Regions from separate parts of the Homo sapiens genome. Here region 1 is linked to region 2. Evidence: chromatin loops called from intact Hi-C (ENCODE). Cell type or tissue: PC-9. All regions are shown on one strand. Each heading gives the region's core, and the rest is flanking DNA. Links, peaks and the distances in the headings are about the cores only.

Evidence for each region. Hi-C counts contacts between places; a loop is a spot of excess contacts. Peaks named below come from ENCODE experiments on the same cell type or tissue, not always from the same donor. Only the 100,000 strongest peaks of a DNase experiment are listed, where the experiment ranks them.
Region 1: a loop joins it to region 2, with 5 times the contacts of the local background. A loop is called at or near these places in 4 of 110 quality-filtered maps.

Annotation. Positions count from the first base shown.
Region 1 is chr10:97,908,933-97,919,930 of GRCh38, forward strand. CRTAC1 (cartilage acidic protein 1) reads right to left here. Exons shown (of 15, transcript NM_018058.7): 5 at 8,568-8,724. Among named protein-coding and RNA genes, the nearest start is that of MIR3085, 39 kb to the left of the region's middle. RefSeq lists an enhancer at 5,561-6,137. In PC-9, for the core only: CTCF peaks have their summits at 6,000 (motif pointing right) and 6,199; no DNase peak of the experiment used is centred there; H3K27me3 peaks cover 901 bases.
Region 2 is chr10:98,462,739-98,473,736 of GRCh38, forward strand. All of the region lies in intron 11 of HPSE2 (heparanase 2 (inactive)), which reads right to left. Among named protein-coding and RNA genes, the nearest start is that of HPS1, 21 kb to the left of the region's middle. RefSeq lists silencers at 5,109-5,158, 5,209-5,308. In PC-9, for the core only: CTCF peaks have their summits at 4,898 (motif pointing right) and 5,099; a DNase peak (open chromatin) is centred at 4,903; H3K4me3 peaks cover 753 bases.

The DNA.
Region 1 (10,998 bases), core at 1,876-9,875, 550 kb before region 2:
GAACACTGGCTACCTTCCTTGATGGGGTAGGATGTGGGGAAGGAAAGAGAAACGATAGTTGGCCTTTTTTCTTTGAATGTCTTTGTAGTGTTTGACTTGTTGCAATAAGAACTGCTTCTGTAGTTTGAAAGGAAGAAATCCAATAAAGTATATATGTTTTTTAAAACGGAAAGAAATCAAGCCAGCTCCACATTGGGCTTTGAAGTCTCTAAGATCAAATCTGAGCTATCCACGTCAAGAAGTCTAACCTTAATACGTCCTGAACAAACCACCCCCACCCAGTGGGTTTCAAATGAAGACTCTCTGCTTGCCAGGCCCCACCTCCAGCTCCCAGGAACACAAATCTGCCCTGAGAAAGCCTTCCCTCAGCCACGCCCCCAAACGCTGGAAATACTGTGCAGAAAATGGCCCGACCAGGATCAAGACACGGCTTCTAGCCCCAGCCTGGCTTCTAACAAGCTCTGTGACCCTGGGCAATTTACGTTACCCTTGAGCCTCAGTTTCCTCATTTGTAAAATGGGGGAGAGTCCGACCTGCTTTTTCTACTTTGGGGTTTTGAGAGGACCAAATGAGGTAAGATGCACCTGTCAGAATGACCATTATCAAAAATATGAAAGACTACATGTGTTGGCAAGGGTGTAGAGAAAAGGGTACCCTTGTATACTGTTGGTGGGAATGTAAATGAGTACAGACATTATAAAAAACAGTATAAGGCTCCTTAAAAATTAAAAATAGAACTGCCATATGATCCAGCAATCCCACTACTAGGTATATATATCCAAAGGAAATGAAATCAGTGTGTTGAAGAGATACCTGCACTCTGAGGTTCACTGCAGCATTATTCACAATAGCCAAGATATGGAATGAAGATACGAAGTGTCCATCAATGGATGAATACATAAAGAAAACGTGATATATATACATAATAGAGTATTACTCAGCCTTAAAGAAGAAAATCCTGTCATTTGTGACAACGTGGATGAACCTGGAGGACATTATGCTAAGTGAAATAAGCCAGGCACAGAGAAGCAAATACCACATGATCTCACTTATATGTGGAATCTAAAAAAGTTGAACTCATAGAAGAAGAGAGTAGAATAGTGTTTACTAGGGGCTAGGGGTAGGGGTGTTGGGGAAATGTTGGTCAAAGGATACAACACTTCAGTTTAACGGGAGGAATAAGTTCAAGAGATCCATTGTACAACATGGTGACTTTAGTTAATAAGAATGCACTATATACTTGAACTTGCTAAGAGAGTAGATTTTAAGTGTTGTCACCCCCAAAAAAGTATGTGAGATAATGCATATGTTGATTAGCTCGACTTAGCCATTCCACAATGTCTACATTATTTCAAAACATCATGTTGTACGATGAGCTGTATGAAAGGGCTCTGTGGACGCTGCAGCCTTGCTGCTCAGAGCCAGGTCTGAGAAGCAGTTGCAGGAATGTCACCTGGGAGCTTGCTAGAATTGCAGAATCTCAGGCCCCTAATGAAATCAGAACCTGCATTCTAACAAGACCCCTGGGTGGTTTATGTGCGCATTAAAGTTTGAAAAGTACTGCTCTAAAGGGTTGTTTACTATAATAAGAAGAGTTATCAGAGCACTCCAGAAGAACTTGATTTTTAAAAAAATAAACGAAAGCTCAAGTACACCTGTGTAAAGAAAGGCCAGGCCCGCCTCTGGATGGGGCAGAGGTTTCCCCAAAGTGACCATGCTTATTTGAGACAGGGGTTCTCTTGGTCTCTAGGTGCCTCCCATCCTCTGAGAGATGCCCCCAGGGGAAATCATGGGGCCTTTTTCGCCTATGCAAATGGAGCCTGCCCACCAGAGCTGGCATTTGAGGCCAGGGAGATGAGGTGGGGCGATGGCACTGCCACTCTTATTGCGCTCATAGTTAACACATTCTGGGCTGGATGCCTCCCAGATTCCTCCCAGATAATCTCATTAGCTGCCAAAGAGAGCCCAAGCCGCATGAAAATGAAGCCACTGAATTCACATTGCTCCTCTGGAATGTCCTCCAAGACACAGCATCCACTCTTCATGATGGGAGCTATGGAGTGGCATGGGTGGCTTCCAGAGGCCTGTCCTAAAGCCAGCAGGAAAGGATGTGGGGTCACAACCTGGGCACCACCTCTGCCCATTAAAAGAGGTGCCACTAAGTGGTTGCTGGCAGCTGTCCCTGCCCTGGTCTTACCAGCTTCTCTGAGAATCCCTCAGCCCTGCCCGGGCCCCTGGAAATTCCAGGTGGGACTCAGGCACTTGCCTCCACGCAGCTCCATCCTTCTTCCTCCGCTTCCACATCCTCCAATTTCCTCTCTGCCTCTGGCTCCCAAGCTGTGACACATTCCCTTCATTTTCTACAAAGCAGGTTATTTCCCTTTTGGACAAATTTCTAAATCTTTCTAATTAACTAATTGGGTTGGGTTGAAGCCTTGTACCATTTGTAACCTGTAATTACTAGAAAATTGCCATGGTAACCACACTACTAATTAGCCACAATTTATTGCCATGGCAACCGGACCATAACAGAGATGTTACCCACACCTCCTTCTCGGCAAGTTGGCTGCATAGTTGGGGAGCAGGTGAGTCGACAGTCAGGAAGCTGGCCTCCTGGGTGCCAGCCCCAGCAGCTTTACAATGGGGGCCCAACGGGGGGCTGAGGTGGGGCAGCCAGGTACCTGCACCCCTCACTGATGCCATAGGGAAACGACTCCCAGGTCGACAAGCAAATCTTCTTCAAACCAATAGAATCCACCCATCATTATGTAGGCTGCCATGCCTATGCTCTGCCAGGCCAATGTCAAAGGCCAATTATTCAGCAAATGTCTTCTACCAGGGCTTTCCCCTCCTCTCCTCTCTCCTTTGTCACACCCTCCCTCTCCTCCATCTCTTAAGGTTTAGTACACACCAAATTCGGTCACCCAGGGGGCAGTTAGGAACATCTTTATTTAGCTTTGGAGAATGATGTTCTAACAGGGAATTAACTCCACCTTGCATCAATTAATTCTTTTATAATTTGAGGCCAGCGCATTCTCTCGGAGCTGGAGAGGCAGTGCTGGTTGTGGGAGACACCACGGCACCGGGGGTCAGAAAGTCCAAGTTTGAGCTGTGTGACCTTGGGCTCATCACTGAACCTTCCTGGGCTTCTGTTTTCTCAGCTAGAACATAAGAGTGATAATAATAATGGCTCCTTCTCGGGGCTGTCATAAATATTAAGTGAGCTGGTTTTTGGAAGGTGCCTTGGAAAATGTCAGGTGCCACACAGTCATTAGCTGGGACTATTTACCACCTGCTGGGTGAATAATATCCCTTTATTTTTTCCCAGCACTTTCAGGCTTCAAAGACCTCCTTGTTCTGCTGTTGGGGTGTGACTGCTCCTCCCTGCCCATCCCTGCTGAAGGCTTCTGCTCACCCTGCCCATCAGGCTGGGTAGGGGCTGGAGTTAGAGGGGAAAATGCCCCTTGGAGGTCCCCATTTCCCCTAGCCACATTCTGGCACTCTGATGATCTGTTCATTGGGCCCAACCCCCAAAGGGCAGCCTTGGTTGTCCTCAAGAACCATCCCTTTACCTCTGAGCCCTGGCACGCTGGCAATGCAGACCCAAGTACAAGTCGGGTGCAGACAATCCATCTCTCAGACTGCATCTGGGCCAGCCCTCAGGGACTGGGGGGTGAGACAGGGAAAGATGGTGGGGAGGGAGGGTGTGCATGCAGCTGAACTTCTCCAAGCTGTGGGTCTGAGGACCCAGGGATGAGGCAGCACAAGGATTCGTGGTGCTAAGGTAAAGCCTCTTGCTTCCTGCCTGGCCTCTGCACCTCCCCTCCTTCAGGATCACGGGAAGCATGCTCTCCAGGCCTCAGTTTCCTTCCTGTAAAGTGGGTGGGAATTGAGAAGATCTCCAAGATTGCTACTAGCTTACTTTGCAATGAATGCATCCTCCAGGGTGGACACAGGATAAGCATGTTGGGGGCTGATTCCTGTGCCCATCTAGCCCTGCACCCTCTGCATCAGCAGAGACTCTGAGGTGAGGCCCCTCGGCCAGGGAACTTGGCCATCTGCTGAGACCTTAATAGAAACAGGATTCTGGTGAATGCCATGATTCGCAGGCTGCCAAGAGCATCCAAGATATTGTAAATGAGTAGGGCAGAAATGCTGGAAACGTGGTGCAGGAATGGGCACAGAGAGAGAGAGAGAGAGAGAGTGTGTGTGTGTGTAAACATGCTGGAAAATGGGATGTGAGGATCAAGTGCAGGATGGTAACAGGGTCTCTCATCCTAAATTTCCTGAAAAATTATAAGACAAGATAACTGTGTAGGTGCTGGTGTTGCCACTCCCAAGCCTTCTGGGAGCCTTCAGAGCCTGGGCAGGACTTGACTGTGTGGCGGGTATTAGACAAGGATACACCCCCGCTCATCCTTCCTGCCCTGTCTCTGCAGAATGTTAAGGCAAGGGGTGGGGCAGCAGGACAGGCCCCATCATTTGTTTCCTCTTGACAGAGGAGGGATTTGCACTGGCAAAGCCTGGGGGTGTAGCCTAGGGGTATAACCCAGAGAGGCTAGCCACAGGCTTGACATTTCTTTAAAATCTCTTGTGTTGAGAAAAATGCACACAAAAATTACATTTCAATTCTATAACATATCTGTGTTTGTTTTAAAAGAAACGCAATGTTCCCCCCGATACTCATCAAATGCATCTGACACCCCAGGGAAAAGGTCTCTGTGTGTCCTGGGCTTTGGGTACCCCTAGCAGGCCCGTGCTGCACTTCCTGGGGGTCCCGGGCCCTGGCTGGGGAGCCTGTCACTCCAGCCCTGCCTGGTCCCTGGCTGTCAGATCTGGCTTCACTCCCGATGAAAGGCCAGCGCCCACCTGGGAAGCTAGGAGGCCCCTTGGCCCCCACTCTGTAGCCCCTGGTTGAGCTCACTGGTGAGGATCTGCCAGAAGGCCTCAGCTGGGCTTTAGGCATCTCCGTCTCCTTCAATAATGACTTCCTATAAATCAGATCTGCCCTCCGCTTTGTTCCATACTGCTCCCAGCCAACAGCAAAACTCCCCACCTGACATCATAAATCCACCTTCATTTTCTTTCCGAATTTCTTTTAAGGCTTCTTTAATCACCACCTTGCAGCCTGGACAGATGCTGCCTCAAAGGGTGAGGCCAAAATGCAGAGTTCCTGGGGAGGAGGCGAGGCCTAGGGGAGGCAGGGCAGGCAGGAAGGAGAGCAGAGAGATGGACCCCAGAGGGGATGGGGATGAAGATGCCGCTGGCCATGCCCAGGACTGGAGGTTTGGGGGGACACACAGAGAATGTTTCCCAGGCAGGGGCTGGGCCTGCTTCTCTTGTGCATCCCCCTGTACCTTGCACAGTGCTCCCTGTACCCAGGAGGTGCCCAGCAGAAGGCCCTGGCATCGCTCTGGCAGAGCCTCAGAGTGGAAGGTGTTGGTATTTGCTATACTAGGTGGGCACTGCCCGTGTGCCAGGCCATGTGCCAGCCATGTCCCATGTGCGCCTCCTTTCGTTCTCACAACACTCTCATTTTGAAGATGAGAAAACTGAGGCTGGGAGAATAGTTTGCCCACTACTGCCTAGGCTGTAATGCACAGGGTAGGCTGGACCTGCACCTGTGGCCTGGCTCCAGACCCTGTCCCCTCACCTGCTAGTTCAATGTCCTCAGAAAAGCTGAGGGGCATGCCCAAGGTCACTGGGGCCTGGACCGCGGAGGCAGTGCAGGACTCTTGCCTCTCACCTTCCCCTCCTCTTTTTCCATCTGGTTCCACGCCAGGGCCTTGGCCATGTCCAGAACCCAGTTCCCAGGATTCCCAGGCAGGGCAGCTCCCGGCACTGTCCCGGCTTCAAGAGGCCTCAAGCAGCTGGGGAAGTTGGGGACCAGGGGATGGGAGAGTGGTCTTCCTACTGCCCCAGTCTCTCTCCCAATCTCTCGCTTGGCCACCCTCCCGGGGCCCTCGAGTCCCCCGAGAGCTGGCATGGTGGCCACTAGATGGCACTGTGACCCAGCGGAGCAGCTGCAGCTGCGGAAATGGATAATGTCTAGAGAGGAGGCCTCCCCTCCCCCTCCCGCAGTGCTGAAGGCCGGTACCTGGATAGCACCTTTGCCTAGCCTGCCCTGGGGTGGCTGGACCTCCCCCGCTGTCCTGAACACTCAGCCAGGCAGCTGCTTCAGCCACAACAACCCGGGTGGGGCTGCCTCAAGTCCGGGTGCCAGCCTGGGGCTGTCATCCCAGTGGGTGTGGGCCTCCCCTCACAGCCCCTCCTGTCTTGCAGGCTGGTAGGGTTCTTAAGTTGGAGGTCATCGGAAAGGTCAGCGGGCTGTGGCAGTTTAAGCATCAGGAGGAGATGGGGCTCTAAGTGCTAGCTCTCTACCAACCTCCTGTGTGACCTTGGGCGAGTCCCTTCTCCTCCCTGGATCTCCGTCTGTTCTTTGTAAAATGGGAGGTTCTCCCAGGTCATACAGCTCTCTAGCAGGCAGGTGCTGTGTGGCTTGGCTCCAGGGACCTCCCAGCTCCCTGAGTGCACATCTGGACATGGCCTGCCCCTTCTGCCTGCTTTCCTCCCAGCTTCTCAGGCCCCCTGGCACCACAGTGGTGCTGAGCGCTGGCCACGCGCCCAAAGCCTCAGCCATCAGGCCGGGCTCAGCATGGCGGCCCTTACATTTGGGGTCCATTCCTGGGGCTCGGGGGTGGGGGACACTCCGGGCTAGTTTTCCAGCCAGACGTCCATGTGTCATTAGCTGAGTGACAAGGGGGGCTACAGGGTAGTGTTGGGGGGCTTGGCGGGCAGGGAAAGGGTGGGCTGGAGAAGGCGCGCAGACAGAATAGTAACATGGTGGGCCAAATAGGTTCTTGTCAGCCAAATGGCTTTTGGAAGTCTGCAGAGCTGTTCGAACACGTCCTCTGGGCACGCCAGCTGCCCCAGCCTCCCTCTGTTCCTCCACCAAAGCTGCTGCTTCTTCCTTGAACTGCCCGTCCTTCCAGCCCAGCCGGCACAGTTGGCTGGTGCTTCCATCCCCACTGTGCTCCTCATCTGCCTCCTCTGGGTCTCCTCCTTCCCGCTCCTCGGTTCTGTGCCAGCCCAGCCAGCGTGAACAATGCCCCCTTCATGCTCAAACCCAGCCGCAACCTCCAGATTCTTTTATTCTGTGTCTAGCCTGCTCTCCCAGTCCTTGCCTCCCTTCCACCTTGTCATTTTCAAGTGCTTCATCCCCCCAGTGCACCCCCCTTCCCTTGCAAGATCAAGGCACTTAATTGCCAAGCCAGCCCAGTGCACAGAACTGGCAACTATGCAGAAAAAATTGACTGTACAAATCTAGGCTGAAGCGCCTGCATGTTTATTTCTTTTCCGGGGGAAACATAGTTTATTACTGATACAGCCTTTCCATGGTACCTTCACGCGCGGAGCTCTCAGGCACTTAGATGGGGCTTGAGCTGTGCTAACCATTTTATTGTCTAGTCATTTGTTCCCACAAACTTTGTAAGACAGGTCAACATTAATCTCCCCCTTTCACCAGGGTGAAAAGTGGCTAGGGAAAGGCATTGTAAACTCAGGAGAGGCAGTGACAACCCTTTCTGGGCAGGACTTTGAGATGATGCCACCACCCAGGTGTCTGGAGGCAGGGTGGTACCCCAAAGGACCCCTCAACCATCCTTCCAGCCCCAGGATTCAGACTGAGGGAGGCTGCCACTTTGGAAGCCTCTGCTGCACACGTTGGGATGGGTATGTTGGGAAGGCCGACCAACAAGAGGATCTCTCTGTCCCAAGTGCAGGTCTGGTATGAATGTGGCTTAAGTTCACATGACAAGTTGTTGTGTACAGCTCTGGCTTCCTGATTTTTGGCACCCAAAACAGGAACTGGATTGCTCTGCCATCAGCAGTCTATTGGCAGATTATCAGAGTTTAGTCAGCAGCCGTGCTGGAATTAGAAAAACAGCCTTCCCTAGAAAGATCTCCCTGTCAGAGAGTCTGACAATAGGTCCCCCAACCAGAAAGATGAGGGGAGAGCGTGCCTTCAAAAAAAAGTGCTGGAGAGGTTTTGGAACAAGAACTCAATTCTTTGAGCTCAGTTATCCGAGACGGGACCCAGCTGAAGCCTAGGGATTTAGCACTCAATTCCTGGTTGCTTATGTGTAAGTAAATAATTTCATCTGCGATTTGGCAATAAAGAATGCTTTAAATCTCGGCTTTTGTGATTTGTCAGTTTTCTCCTACAGAACCTGCTCACCCATCATTGAGGTTACCAGAGGCAGTGGGGCAAGAGGTTCCAGGGAGAAAATGATGTGGTGTTCTCACATCCCACTTTCCAGCAAGCCAGATGTCCCCTCTTGGGTACCCCAAAACTCGTACCTGCCAGATATCTCACCAATGCTTGGAGAGGCAGTGTGGGAGAAGCCTTCTGTGGGTGGCAGGATGGAATGGAGCCTTCATCTCCCCTCACCAGGGACATAAGGCCACCCTTTCCTTGTGGTCTCTGATGAATTAGACTCAGCCTTGCAGGGCCCTGGCCCCCAGCCCCAGCCCCTCCAGCATACTACCTCCCATGTCACTCTGCATACCTGTATATTTGCTGACCCCAGCCTCAGCAGCCACATCTCTGAGCGCCAGAATGCCCCGGGAGAGGTCACTGGCCTCAGGGTCCATTTCAATGAGGGCATCAGGGCCCACATTACCGTAGGCGTAATTGGCAATGTAGATAGAGTAGCGTCCAGAGCCCTGAGGAAGAAGGGAAGGGAGAGGTGAGCAGGGCCACCTTGGCTCATCCCAGAAACCGCCCCCTCCCCACCCCAGGTAGGACCATAGCTCTTTCACAGGGTTGGGTTCTTCTCCCCAGGTCTGTTGCAAATGGCCTTGCAGGCTGTGCATGGCGCATTTCCAGAGGGGCTTTTCACAAAGGCTACCATGTGAATGACACTCCCAGGAGTTGTACAACAAAGCAGGCTGCTTTTCCTTCCATCCTGTTCCAGAAGAACACACCCCTCCCTCTCCCCCACAACCACCTTTTTATAGACAATTTTCTAATGTGCCTCCCTCCAGCTGAGCTCTCTCCAGCTGCCAGCCAGGGTAGCTGCTCAATAAATATTTGCTGATTGATTGATCTACCAATTCCCATTATTCTCAGTCTCTCTCTCCCATTCAAGCTCACTCCAGCCAAGATGACAAGCAAATTCCTGAGCCATCTCCCTCCCCCTGTTCCCACCCCGCGCTTCTTCATTCCTCTGTTTTGGTAGCACGAGAGGCACAGATTTGCAGGGGTCCTACTTCCCTCGTCCCTTCCCTTATTTCCCCTGTATTACCAGGAAGAAAGATAATATCACTTCTGTCTTTATAACACTGTCTCAAAGATTTGCTTTTCCCTTTGCATCCAGGAGCAGCCCTGGGCACCAGCTCCTCCGTGCAAGAGTCATTCTCTTCTCTAGTCCAAAACACTGCTGATGAAAGACTCTTCTCTTCTGCCTGTTATTATAATGGTGCTATTTCTTCAATGGATGACTTCTTCCCAAGAGATCCACACACTTTCTAAATCAGTTTTCTGGCTTTTCTCTCATCCTTTTCATCACTTCCCTCCAATTAATTGGACAGTAAATATTTCTTAAGCTCTAACTATGTGCCAAGTGCTGTGTTAAAAATGTACTTAAGACAAAGTCCCTGACCGTAGGTTGCTTGTAGTCTAGTTTGAAAGACAAGCCATAAACCTAAAAGGTCCTAAGAGAAACTGTTGAGCTCACAGCAACAAGACTGGTGGTCCTCTTTCCTTGCTTCAATGTCTCATCCATTGGCACCATGAGCACAATTCTTGTTCCACCTAACTGGTCAGTGACTTTATATCTTTGTGGGTTTTTTGGTGTTTTTTGTTTTTTTTTTTTGGGTCTCACTCTGTTGCCCTGGCTGCAGTACAGTGGTGTGATCTCGGCTCACTGCAGCCTCCACCTCCCAGGTTCAAGCGATTGCCCTGCTTCAGCCTCCCAAGTAGCTGGGATTACAGGCACGCACCACCACTCCTGGCTAATTTTTGTATTTTTTAGTAGAGACAGGGTTTCACCATATTGGTCAGGCTGGTCTCGAACTTCTGACCTCAAGTGATCCACCACCCCCCCCCGCCTCAGCCTCCCAAAGTGCTGGAATTACAGGTGTGAGCCACCGTGCTTGGCCAATCTTTGAAGGGATTATTTTCTTTGAGGAAGCTGATTAAGAGCCACATGAGTCTGTCTGACTGGTGGGTGAGGCCAAGGAGGGAGCTTAGAGTTTCCTGTTAGAGTCTCCTGGGTGACACAGATGTATCAACAATGATACAAGCATATGGCAGAGAACACGTACAGGATTTCCTGGGCACACAGAAGAGGAGCTCCTCACCCAGAGGAAGGGCACCTAACTATGGGAAGTTCTGAAAAACTTTTCTTAAAGGAGTCTCAGTCAGGTGAATTGGAGGGAAAAGAACCTTCCAAGTAGAGATGAGAAAGAGGAGGATGTATGTAGAGAAACTACAGCAGTTAGTTCAATGTTGCTGGAATATAAAATGCAAGGCAGAGAGTGTCAAGGGATGAAGCTGGAGAAGGTGGTAAATTTGTTCCCTACAGATTGCTCTGTTCCTTCTCTTTTGGTTATCTGAGTCTTTATGCTGCTACCCGGAAATCTGTGCTTTACAAATCTTGCTACTCAAAGTGGTCCCTACACCAGTGGCATTGGTGACCTCTGGGATCATGTTTGAAATATAGACCCTCAGCAACCACCCCCTAAGACCTGCTGAATCAGAATCTGCATTGTGGCAAAACCGCCATGTGATTCCTGTGCAAAATTGGAGTTTGAGATGCACTGCTTTACAGTACAGCCTTTTTTTTTTTTTTTAAGACAGGGTCTCCCTCTGTCACTCAGGCTCACTGCAGCTTCGACTGGGTTCAAGTGATCCTCCCACTCCAGCCTCCCAAGTAGCTGGGACTACAGGTGTGCCCCACCACACCCAGCTAATTTTTTTTTTTGTTTGTTTGTTTG
Region 2 (10,998 bases), core at 1,141-9,140:
GACTCTTCTGTCCCCACACTCTGCACTCCTCCCAGGTTGCTGCTGCTCTCACCCTTGACTTCGGTCACTATCCACAAGCTGATGCTCCCTAAGCTTGTATCTCTACCCTACCTACATTCTTTCTATGAACTTCTGTATCTCCACTTGGCTGTCCACAGGAATTTCAAAGTCACTAGGTCCAAATTCAAAATCTTCTCCTCAAACTCTGTCCTTATCTCTGCTTTTTTTTTTTTTTTATCTTTGTGATGGTACCGCCATTTATCCAATTACTGTACCCAGAAAGCTTGGAGTCTTCTGAGACTTCTCCCCCAATTCCCTTGTGTAGGGTAGCCAAGTCAAAATAATTCGACCTTATAGTGTTTTTCAAATCTGCTCCTTTTCCTCCATCCACTGCTATCTTTTTAGTTCAGAACTTGCCTCCTAACCTATCTCTGTGCCACATTGCTGACAGTTATCTGTTGTCACTGCACCGCTTCAAACTTGCCAACACTCCCCTTCCCTTACACTTTATTGTGAACAATGACACCCAGCTCCAGCTACCTCTCCAGTCTCAGATCCCGCCAGTCCCCCCTCCAACGCTCACTGTGGATCGCAGACCTCTGGGAGTGGGCATTGGTAGGGGGTTGCCAGTTATTGTAAGAATTTCATTAATATATGCATACACAAAGATGACGAATGAAAAAATAATGTCTTTCACAGAGATGAGGTAAATATTTCTCAATGAAAATGTAAGTAGATATTGTTGGGATTGAAATACACAAGTTAATTCAAAAGTATAGTAGGCTGGGTGTGGTGGCTCATGCCTGTAATCCCAGCACTTTGGGAGGCTGAGGCAGGAGGATCACTTGAGTCCAGGAATTTGAGACCAGCCTGGGCAACATAGTGAGACCCCCATCTCTACAAAAAAATAAACAAAATTAGATGGGTGTGGTGGCACATGCCTGTAGTCCCAACTACTTGGGAGGCTGAGGTGGGAGGATTGCTTGAGCCCAGGACATTGAGACTGCAGTAAGCTGAGACTGTGCCACTACACACCAGTCTGGGTGACACAGTGAGACCCTGTCTCCAAAATAACAAAAAGGTAGAAAACATTTTTCAGGCCGAGTGCGGTGGTTCACGCCTGTAATCCCAGCACTTTGGGAGGCCAAGGTGGGTGGATCACGAGGTCAGGAGTTTGAGACCAGCCAGACCAACATGGTGAAACCCTGTCTCTACTAAAAATACAAAAATTAGCCAGGTGTGGTGGCGCACACCTGTAATCCCAGCTACTCAGGAGGCTGATGCAGAAGAATTGCTTGAATCCGGGATGCAGAGGTTGCAGTGAGCCAGACTGCACCACTGCACTCCAGCCTGGGCAACAGTGCGAGACTCTGTCTCAAAAAAACACAAAAAAAGAAAGAAAATATTTTTCAAAAGTAAATGCTAGTCAGCAGTTTTGGGATTAAAACATAAGTTCATTTAAAACTGTTCTTCAATTCCCAATAGATTTTTTTTGGGGGAGGGAGGTATCATGTACTTTTTAAGGAATAGATTTTGAAAGGACAATTACTATAATGTGGAAGACCGTGACATTTGTTGACATTTAAAAGGAACCCACATGCTTGAAGAGGCCAAGCCCCCGTGCCCTAGCATGACCAAATAAAATGACTTGCAGTTTTGCTTCCGAGTCATATCATTCTGTGCGGTGCTCCCTCCAGCTGTCTTCCTCTGCCAGACTAACTGCAATGGATCCTTGCAGCGTCTGTGTAGGTGTTGCCTCCTCTGGAGAACCTTCTCTGACCCCTAGGTTGGGTTTGGAGCCCCACTTCTGGACTCTCTTAGCACCCAAAGTTATTTCTAACTGTGGCCCTTATTGTAGTGAGTTACTTGTTTGATCCCTCACTGGGCTATGAATCCTCAATGCCTAAAGAGGTGCTTGGCACAGAGTAGGGGCTAAATATTTTCTGAGCAAGTGAATGGGCTTTTGAGGCTCTTTTGCATTATTTCTGATCTTCCTGGATTGAGTTTCTCCAGCTCTAAAGAGGCTCCCTGGAGGTTTGCTGAGTGTGTTTACAGATTTCATTAATGCGCCAATTACTATTGCTCTTGTTGGCTTGTGGAGATGTTAGATAAGATCTGAATTATCACTGATTCTCTCAGCCACTCACTAGATACCTCATTCCAACCTGACATAAGACCATTGATCATTGCTAGTGTTTTCCATCCTTAAAAAAGATCTATGCGACCATCTCTTAGCTAAGTGAGCATAAGTTAATTTTGTGAATAAGGTTTTGTGAGACCTTGAGTCCTCATACATCCTTATCCACAAAGTCCCTTCATTATAAAGATGGGCCATGTGCTTTATCACTTCCATTCTATTCTTCCTGCCTATATTTTTCTTTTAATATTTATCTTGTTACCCAGCAGTCATATCATGCTAAATATAACAATAATCTTTCATTTAGATACATTGAACAGCTTGTAAGCTTGTAAACATAATCACATTAATGATAAAATTCACCAATTATGCAGCACTATTTATGCAAAAGGCACTATGCTATGATTTATTTTGACTATCTCATTTAGTCCTTACAACAATTGAGGCAGGTGTTAGCATTCCTGTATTACAGATGAGCAAATCAAAGTTTAGAGGGGTCTAAAACTCACCTAAGCCATACAGCCAATGAGTGGTAGAGCTGAGATTTGCACTGACGCCCTTAACCATAGCCCTATCTGGCCTCCCTTGTCACATGTGATTGCTAAAGAGCCCCAGGAGATACATAGGCCAGTATTACTATTATTGTAACTTTACTATGGGGACAAGGTTAGACAGGTTAAGTGGTCTGGGCAAGGTCATGTGGCTAATAAGTGGCTAAGCTAGGTCTCAAATTCTGGCTTCCTGACCACCTCTTTCTACTATTTCATGTTGTTTCTCCAATTCCAGCTGGTGTTCACCAGGATTATGTTTCTTTCTTTGAAAACCGTCCTTATCATATTTTCATCATATTCTGAGACCTCCTAAATGGCTCGTGACTTTTTAAATCAAATGCTGAATGATCCAGCCTAGGTTGAACTATTTCTCTTAATTCCCTAGCTTGCCTGAACTGCTGAGGGTATTTAAATTATCCAAATATTAGGACAACTGCATTTTATCACCATCTGTTTTTACAAAGTCTGAGTTATTTTCCAATCCCTACACTTGTTTTATTAATTTTGAATGTTATTTAAAATGGGATTCAAAGTGTCAGTTTGGAGTCAAGCCCTCTGCTCCCCAGGTCTCCATGGGAGCCCCTTGGCCTGGTCACTCCCCCGCTACCCTCCGCCCACCTGTCTACAGTCTCTGGTCTTCATGTCTTATCACTGTTCTCGATAGCCATGGATATTTAAGCAAGGTTTCAACTGTTCTGAGGTGTCAGGGAAGTAAGTCAGGGAGCATGTCCTTTTTAAAGCTTGAAGATAATTTTCTGGACTACAGTCTGGCAAGAGGGGATCTTTAGTGGGGAATTATGTGTTTTATCAGGAGCAGCCTTGGGAGCTGGTGTGTAGTTCAGGCTGGCATAGCATATTTTGGGGCCTTGAGTGGGAGGTGAAGGGACTTAAAGAAAATTGGTTCTGGCCAGGTGCGGTGGCTCACGCCTGTAATCCCAGCACTTTGGGAGGCCGAGGCAGGCGGATCACAAAGTCAGGAGTTCGAGACCAGCCTGGTCAACATGGTGAAACCCTGGCTCTACTAAAAATACAAAAATTAACGGGCGTGGTGGTAGGTGCCTGTAATCCCAGCTACTCAGGAGGCTGAGGCAGGAGAATCGCTTGAACTCGGGAGGTGGAGGTTGCAGTGAGCCGAGATTGCACCACTGCACTCCAGCATAGGTGACAGAGTGAGACTCCGTCTCAAAAAAAAAAAAAAAAAGAAAAGAAAATCAGTTCTGCCTCACCCACCTTCAGAACATTTGCCTTCTCTGAGACTAGTTTCTCCATCTGTAAGGTGAGGGGTGATAGATCAGATGAACCCTAAGATCCCTTCTGGCTTAACCGTTTTTCAGTTGGGTTGCCTATGACTAACAGCTAGCCTAAGGCAAAGTTTTATGCCAAGCCCAGAGTGATCCTGCATAAACAGAAATCTGACCATGATATTGACCTGTCTAAATATTCAGTGGCTTCCCGCTGATCTTAGAACATTGTCTGAAGTCCCCATGCACAGGCCCTATTATCTACTTCTCCAACCGCCAAGAGGCTCACTCTAGCTCCCGCCCCTTCCAGCTCCCTTCCACCCCCACCTCCTTTCATTCTTTACGGCCATTTATCTAATCGCGGCCTAAGCACAGGGGTTTTGCACACGGTTTCCTTCTACCCGGACCTTTCTCCATATGCCCTCCTCCTCCCTTCCAGCTTCCTTCTCCTGGCTAACTCTTACTTGTCCTTCAAGTCAGGGGTGCTCCCACAGGACCCAGTACTTCTTGGATCTCAGCTCCTGTCACACAGTATTGTGACCGCTGAGCTGACTGCTTGTCAGTCTCTCCACTAGATTGGAAGCCCATGTGTCTTACTCATCCGTCACTCTTCTGTCCGCCCACTCACACAGGAGGCGTCAATAAAAGACACATTGGATATAAACACGTGGGCAAAAGAACTACTACCTAGAAGGAAAGACTCTGGACAGGAAGGCCAGAAACCCGTTTTAGTCCAGGCTTGGGACATGAAATGTGCAGGTCTAGGTATGTGACCAGCCGCTTCTGGTCTCAGTTTCTGGATTGTTAAATGATGAGAGAGAGGGAGAGAGGGAAGGGGGAGAGAAAGGAGGAGGGGCAGGGGAGAGATAAGTCCGACTGTGTGTTTGTATGGGCCTGCGCTTGAGTTATCAGCTCCCTTTCCTCCAGTGTGCTTTCCTAGGGGCCACTAGAGGTCACTCTTGTCCTACACAATGGTGCCAGGACAGTCTGACTTCGGGGTGGCACCCAGGAAGCCGGAATGCGTCCGCCTGCCTCCAAATCCCGCACTCCAGTCTCAGGAAGGCCGGGAGATGTGCCCTGCGCTTGGCCTCCCGGAGGAACAAATCACAGAATCAATCAAATCCCAACCAGAACTTCGTTGCGGTCCCGTTGGCAAGGGTCCCACCTGGAATGTGGCCTAATATTAAGGAAACGTGCGAAACGGGACTGCAATTCCTGCAGGGGTGCCGGCTTCCCGGCCAGCGTGCAGAGAACGGGGGGTCCCAGGGCAGGTGCGGGGTCTGCGGCGCCCGCCACGACTCGGCGCTGGGCTCTCCCGGGCTCCGGGTCCCCGGCTGCCCCCGGCCGCCAGTCGGGTCGGCCCCGCACCTGTTTGTGCTTTGCAGGCTCCCGGCCCCCTCGCTGAGCGAGGAAGCTGGTATGTGCAGCTGCCCTGCCCTTCTCCAGGTCAGGGGCAGGTTAGAGTCCCGAGGAGGCCCAGTCAGGTTTGAGGACAGAGGGGCTTTGCTTCCCTTTCCTGCTCGGTGGGGAGACGGTGCATCTGGGGCAGCTTGAACAGGAAGTTCGTCTGAAATTGCCTTGAGTGATGGCTACCACGCTGAGGAAGGCTGCTCAGAAGTGGCCCCTGCAGGTGGTGTCGCCTGGTACCCCATGTCCGGCTGGAGGAAAGGCTCTAAGACCGTCATGACCCTCTCTGGGGTGCTCCCACTCCTCAGGAGTCACGGGGGCAATTACTTCAAGTGTGTCCTGAACTTTTCTTCTATGTGCTTTTTGCTCTACCTGGAATCCGGTGGAATCTCTCAAAAGCCTGTTCTTCCCTCCAGGCCCTGTCAGAGGTAGCCTCCTGCTTGGGACCTCACCTGATAACAAGCTGGGAGAGCGGCACATTATCTGCATCTCCCTTTTAGCGTCCCTCTCAGGCTTATTTTATCTGTGTGCTTGGGTCATTTTGTCTGCTACTGACTTTTCATTTCTCAATTTTCAATAGTATGCGGCTCAGTGCCTTTTTGTCCATGATAGCTGTTTAGTTAATACTTGTTGAGTTCTGCTCAATCAACTGCTCTAGGAGTCATGCCTGGCTGTATGTTCCAATCTCTTCCTCTACTGTTGTTAACAGAGAGGACTGTAAGGGATAGAGAGAGAAAATGGGGAAAATAGTATCCTGTTCCCTTGCCCTTCCAACAGCCCATACCCTATTTGGAGTTCCTTGTCCCTAAGACATTTTGAGGCTGAGAAGTTTATTTGCCCTCCATCCTACCCTCTGAGGGACACGCTGAAATGGTGAGCAGTTTTGATCTAGCTTCTGTATCACTGACCAGAGAAAATACCAGGACCCTTTATACAAGGAGAGCTGGGGGTTTTGTAGGCAAGTTGTTAGGGATATAGGCTTTTCCTGGATGTAGTGTGGTTTGGGGGTCAGGATTTGATCTGTATTCTATCCAAGTCTGTGTAATAGTGATCCAATCCATAATGGACTCTACCATGTGCTTCTAATGGCTTAAAATAATTTAGCACACTTGGCAGACAAGATGAGAGCCTGACTAAGGAACCTGGATTTATACTGATATTGTTAACTCCCAGCAGATGAGGGAATCATCTGGGGGAAGTTTGGAAAGAAAATCTGATCCTGCAGCCATCTCAAAGCTCCATGTCATAGGCATATCACACTCAAACCACAGGACACAATAGGAACCAGCTATAAAAACCATGGAGACTTCAGCATGTGGTTAACTATGTCCCCCTACCACTGTAAAGAATTGGTGCCATCATCATCAACATTTACAAGTAGTGTTTAAGGGGCATTATTCATAGTTCCATCGTTCTTTTCATTGTACCAATTAAATTACAATAGACTTACTCCTTGTCTTCTAAGAAAACACTGAAATATGCAAATGTCTGAGCAGACACACCATATAAAGATATTACACAAAGAGCAGGAAGGGAGGAAAATCAGACTTAGCCTGGATTTCAAGGCCTTCTGCAGTCTGGGCTTATTATGTGTTTGTGGCCTTTCCCTTTGCCCCACAAAGCATCCTGTATTCCAGTCACATGAGATGATTTGCCACCTCCCAAACAAAATGAGCCTTGAACTTCTGTACTTCCAAACCCTTAGTGATCTCATCCTGTTGCTGGAAGTTGCCTTTCCTACAGCCTTTCCTAGAAGTATGGCACATCCTTCCAGCTCCAGCTCCACGGCCTTCAGCCCTGAGACTTTTCAGATTCCCAAGTCAGAATTCATCTCTCTCTTTCTCATAATCCCATCTCCTATATTTACCCTTAGGTGGTCTGTTTTGTCTCTGAGTTACGGTAGCCTCTGTGGAGAGGGACCAGGTTTCCCCAGTCCTAATTGTGTGGAGCTGGAGGAGAGAATGTGGGGCTACAAAGCATCCCCTTTACAGCAGTCTACAGGTGGAGTGAAGACAGGTAGGAAGGCAGGTGTGTGTGTGTGTGTGTGTGTGTATGCACACATGTTAACACACGTTTTAAACATAACATGTTTAGTTATGTTTAACACACATGTTAAGGTGATAAATACCTGTTTTATTAACTTTTGACAAAGTATTCCCCATGACATCAGGTGTACTGGTATAATCTCAAAAGGGAAAAAAGATGTCTCAGGTGGTACAGGCTCTGTTCCAGATCCCACAGATATCCAAGTGCAAAGTGTGGGGTGACTCTGAATCATTGTTGCAAGGGTAAGCAGGGAAGGCTAGTCTGCACGGGTATTGCTGGTGTTTGGCAGTGGGTCCACAGTTTAATGCTCCAGGCCCCTTGTCTGGAATGAGCCCACATCCTGCCCTGGGCTTCCTGATGCTTAGCAGCCAAAGAAACACCAATTCAGGGCCCAGGCCCCACTATAGGGATAAGCTGGATTAGAACTTTCAGTTCCTTAAGGCTTACATTTCTTCATCACAGCCTCTGGAAGGTGCAGGGGAAGAAGAAGACGAGGGCCATTTCTTCTCAGTCAGCCAGAACTGCCCACATATTCTGCTGCTCTCTCACTTTAGAATCAACTGTTTAGAAATATGTTAGCTCTACCCTAACTTGCCCATTTACAGGTGTTTCGTCTAGGTCATCTGGGACAGAATGGAAATCCCTGCCTACAACGAGGGTCCCTAAGTGAGTGGAGGTGAAGAGGGGATACCACAGCCTTAATGGACAGCTACGCAGAGAGTTTCCAGCTGCTGGGAGTGAACTGGAGGAAAATATATTCTGGATCTGAGAACAAACAAAAAACTCTCGGAAAATAACAGTGAAAAGCCTAGATTCCTAAACATCTTGGTTTAAAATGTCAAGTCGCTGTAAAACATAAAAGCATTTCATAATCCTCTAATCGGCACAGTGATCTCCACATTAGTAATCTGGGAGTTAAAACAAAACAAACAATAAAACCTTTGAGAAGCCAGCACTCATCCTTCCACTCAGTCACAGAGAACTCCCAGGGGCTCATGGCATGTTCACACCTTTGGCAAAATGGCATAGCGCCTGAATGAAGAATCTAATCTGGGAAAAATCGAAGATACAAATCATCTGGGATCTTGTTCTAGAAGTTTATAGTGGGACAGTGGTTCTCAACCTTGACCACATATTTGAATCACCTGGGGAGCTTTAACAAATACTGGTGCCTTGGTCCCAACCCAAAGATTTTGGTTTAATTGGCTGGGGTGTGGCTTGGGCATTGGGGTTTCTAAAGCTCCCCAGGTAGTTGGAAGTGCAGCCAAGGTTGAACACCACGGGTAGAAGAAGGGGCGGGGATATGTTTGTAGCTGGGGGTGGAGGGGACTCAGATATCTTTCTAACTGTTACATTCTGAATTTATTTCGAATAAAAAGAGATTTTCTTACTTTTTGAGTGCCATGTCAGGAGGCTACATTTTTTTTTAACCTAAAAGGAAGATATGAACTTTCCAAAGACAAGTTTTTTGCTCCATAGACTGAAGGGAGCATTTTTGCTGTTTCACTGGAACTGCTTCGCTGGATGTCTTGCCCCCTCCCGCTTGTACCTTGGTGGGATGATTATGCTCCTCGGTGTGTACCAGGGATGTTCATGTGTAGCACTTTACAGGATGACTTAGGAAACAAATCAGATGAAGCATCAGCGCTGATAGCCAACTCTGTGTTTCTTGAACACTGAAAAGAACAACTTTTTTCTTTTCTTGAAAGTCAGTTTCTATAAAATCATTCAGATTTCTCTCAAGTTCTAGACTGTGTTGCAGAGAGCTCCTTATAGACAAAGAGTGGTTCAAATTCTCTTCAGGCAAGAGGAACTAAGGGAATGAAGAATGTGTCATTCAGTATCCTCACTGTTGTTTTCAGGTATGTATATACTTATTTATGTAGCTAACATTGGTTATAGCTACTATCTCTTAAATTAGCAGAAGGGCTAAAAGAATCCAAACTCCTCTGGGTTTCAATGAGTAAGCTTGCATTAACAAGATTTGTGAGGCTCATTTCTCTACATATTTACTTCTCTTTCTTTTTTTCTATATACTGCCTCAGAACCTTAAGTATAAGTATTTTTATAAATATATATATATACTCTTACATATATATTTATATTTCCGCTTTTTACAGTGTCTATTTCGGCCTTTCTGAACTGGGGCACTAACCTGAATGCTAGTGTTTAGAGTAAGTACCACTTTCCTGTTAACTCACAGCCAGCTCGTAAATCTCCCTGATCCCAGGCACTTTCTTGCCATTCGGTGCTCTCAGCCTCTGCAGCTTGTCTTTCCTGCTGAGGGGCTCTGAATGGCCTTTCAAAAGGGCTGCAGCTGATGTGGTTGATCTGCACCAGGGGGGCCTTTTGCTCCAGGTCAAAGATGTCTGATTCTAAGTCTTGCTTTGTAAAAAATTATCCTATTTTTTCCTGATATTTTAACATCTGAAGCCCTGCAGGGGTTAACAGCTTTCCTCACATGGTCTTAGCCTGAACGTTATAGGCACTGAGGCTCCTTACCTTTCACCATGCATCAAAACAGATTCCGAGTGAATCAAAGAAATGAATACAAGTGAAACAAAAAAGAATCTGGAAGAAAATAAAGATGCATATTGATCTGATTTCAAGAATGTAAATTCATACACATATAAGTAGAATGGAAGAAAGGTAAACATATTTAACTATATAAAAGGGAATATTTCTGTATGTCAAGATAATACTCTAATAGTTAGAAAAATAGCAAATAAAATACTAGAGAAAATATTTCAATACATAGATAGCAATGGAGGAAATTGCCTTATACCTGTATTAGAGCAAACTTAATAAAACAGACTAATACCCCAACAGAAAAATAGCAAAGGACATAGAAAATTCATAAAAGCAATACAATACTAACATATGAAAAATCTTCAGGCTCATTAATGCTCAAAGAATAGAAATTAACATAAGAATACTTTTTTTATTATGGAGTTGGCAAAGATGTAAAAAATGTTACTATATTGTGTTAGTGAGGTGAATTGTAATAACAAAATGTTCATATTTCCTCCTCCATCTCAGACCTCTTCAACTAAGTTTGGATGAGGTAAGAAAATTGAAAGGTGGTCAGGCGCGGTGGCTCATGTCTATAGTCCTAGCACTCTGGGAGGCCGAGATGGGTGGATCACCTGAGGTCAGGAGTTTGAGACCAGCCTGACCAACATGGTGAAACCCCGTCTCTACTAAAAATACAAAAATTAGCCAGTTTTGGTGACACGCACCTGTAGTCCCAGCTACTCAGGAGGCTGAGGCAGGAGAATCCCTTGAACCAGGGAGGTGGAGGTTGCAGTGAGCCGAGATTGCACCACTGCGCTCCAGCCTGGGTGACAGAGTGAGACTCTGTCTCAAAAAAAAAAAAAAAAAAAAGAAGGCAGAAAAAGAGAAAGAGAGAGAGAGAAAGAAAGAAAGAGAGGAAGAGAAAATTGAAAGGTTAATCCTGTGAGATAAAATTCTAAAACTCAGTGGATTCTAAGGTGAGCAATCTGAACACCAGGTCATTTGAGGAATGGTTGAAGGATCTGAGAGTGTTTAGCTTGGAGACTAGAGCTTTTAGGGTAGATATATAGAAAAATTGATAAAGAAGAAGATATAGATTTTC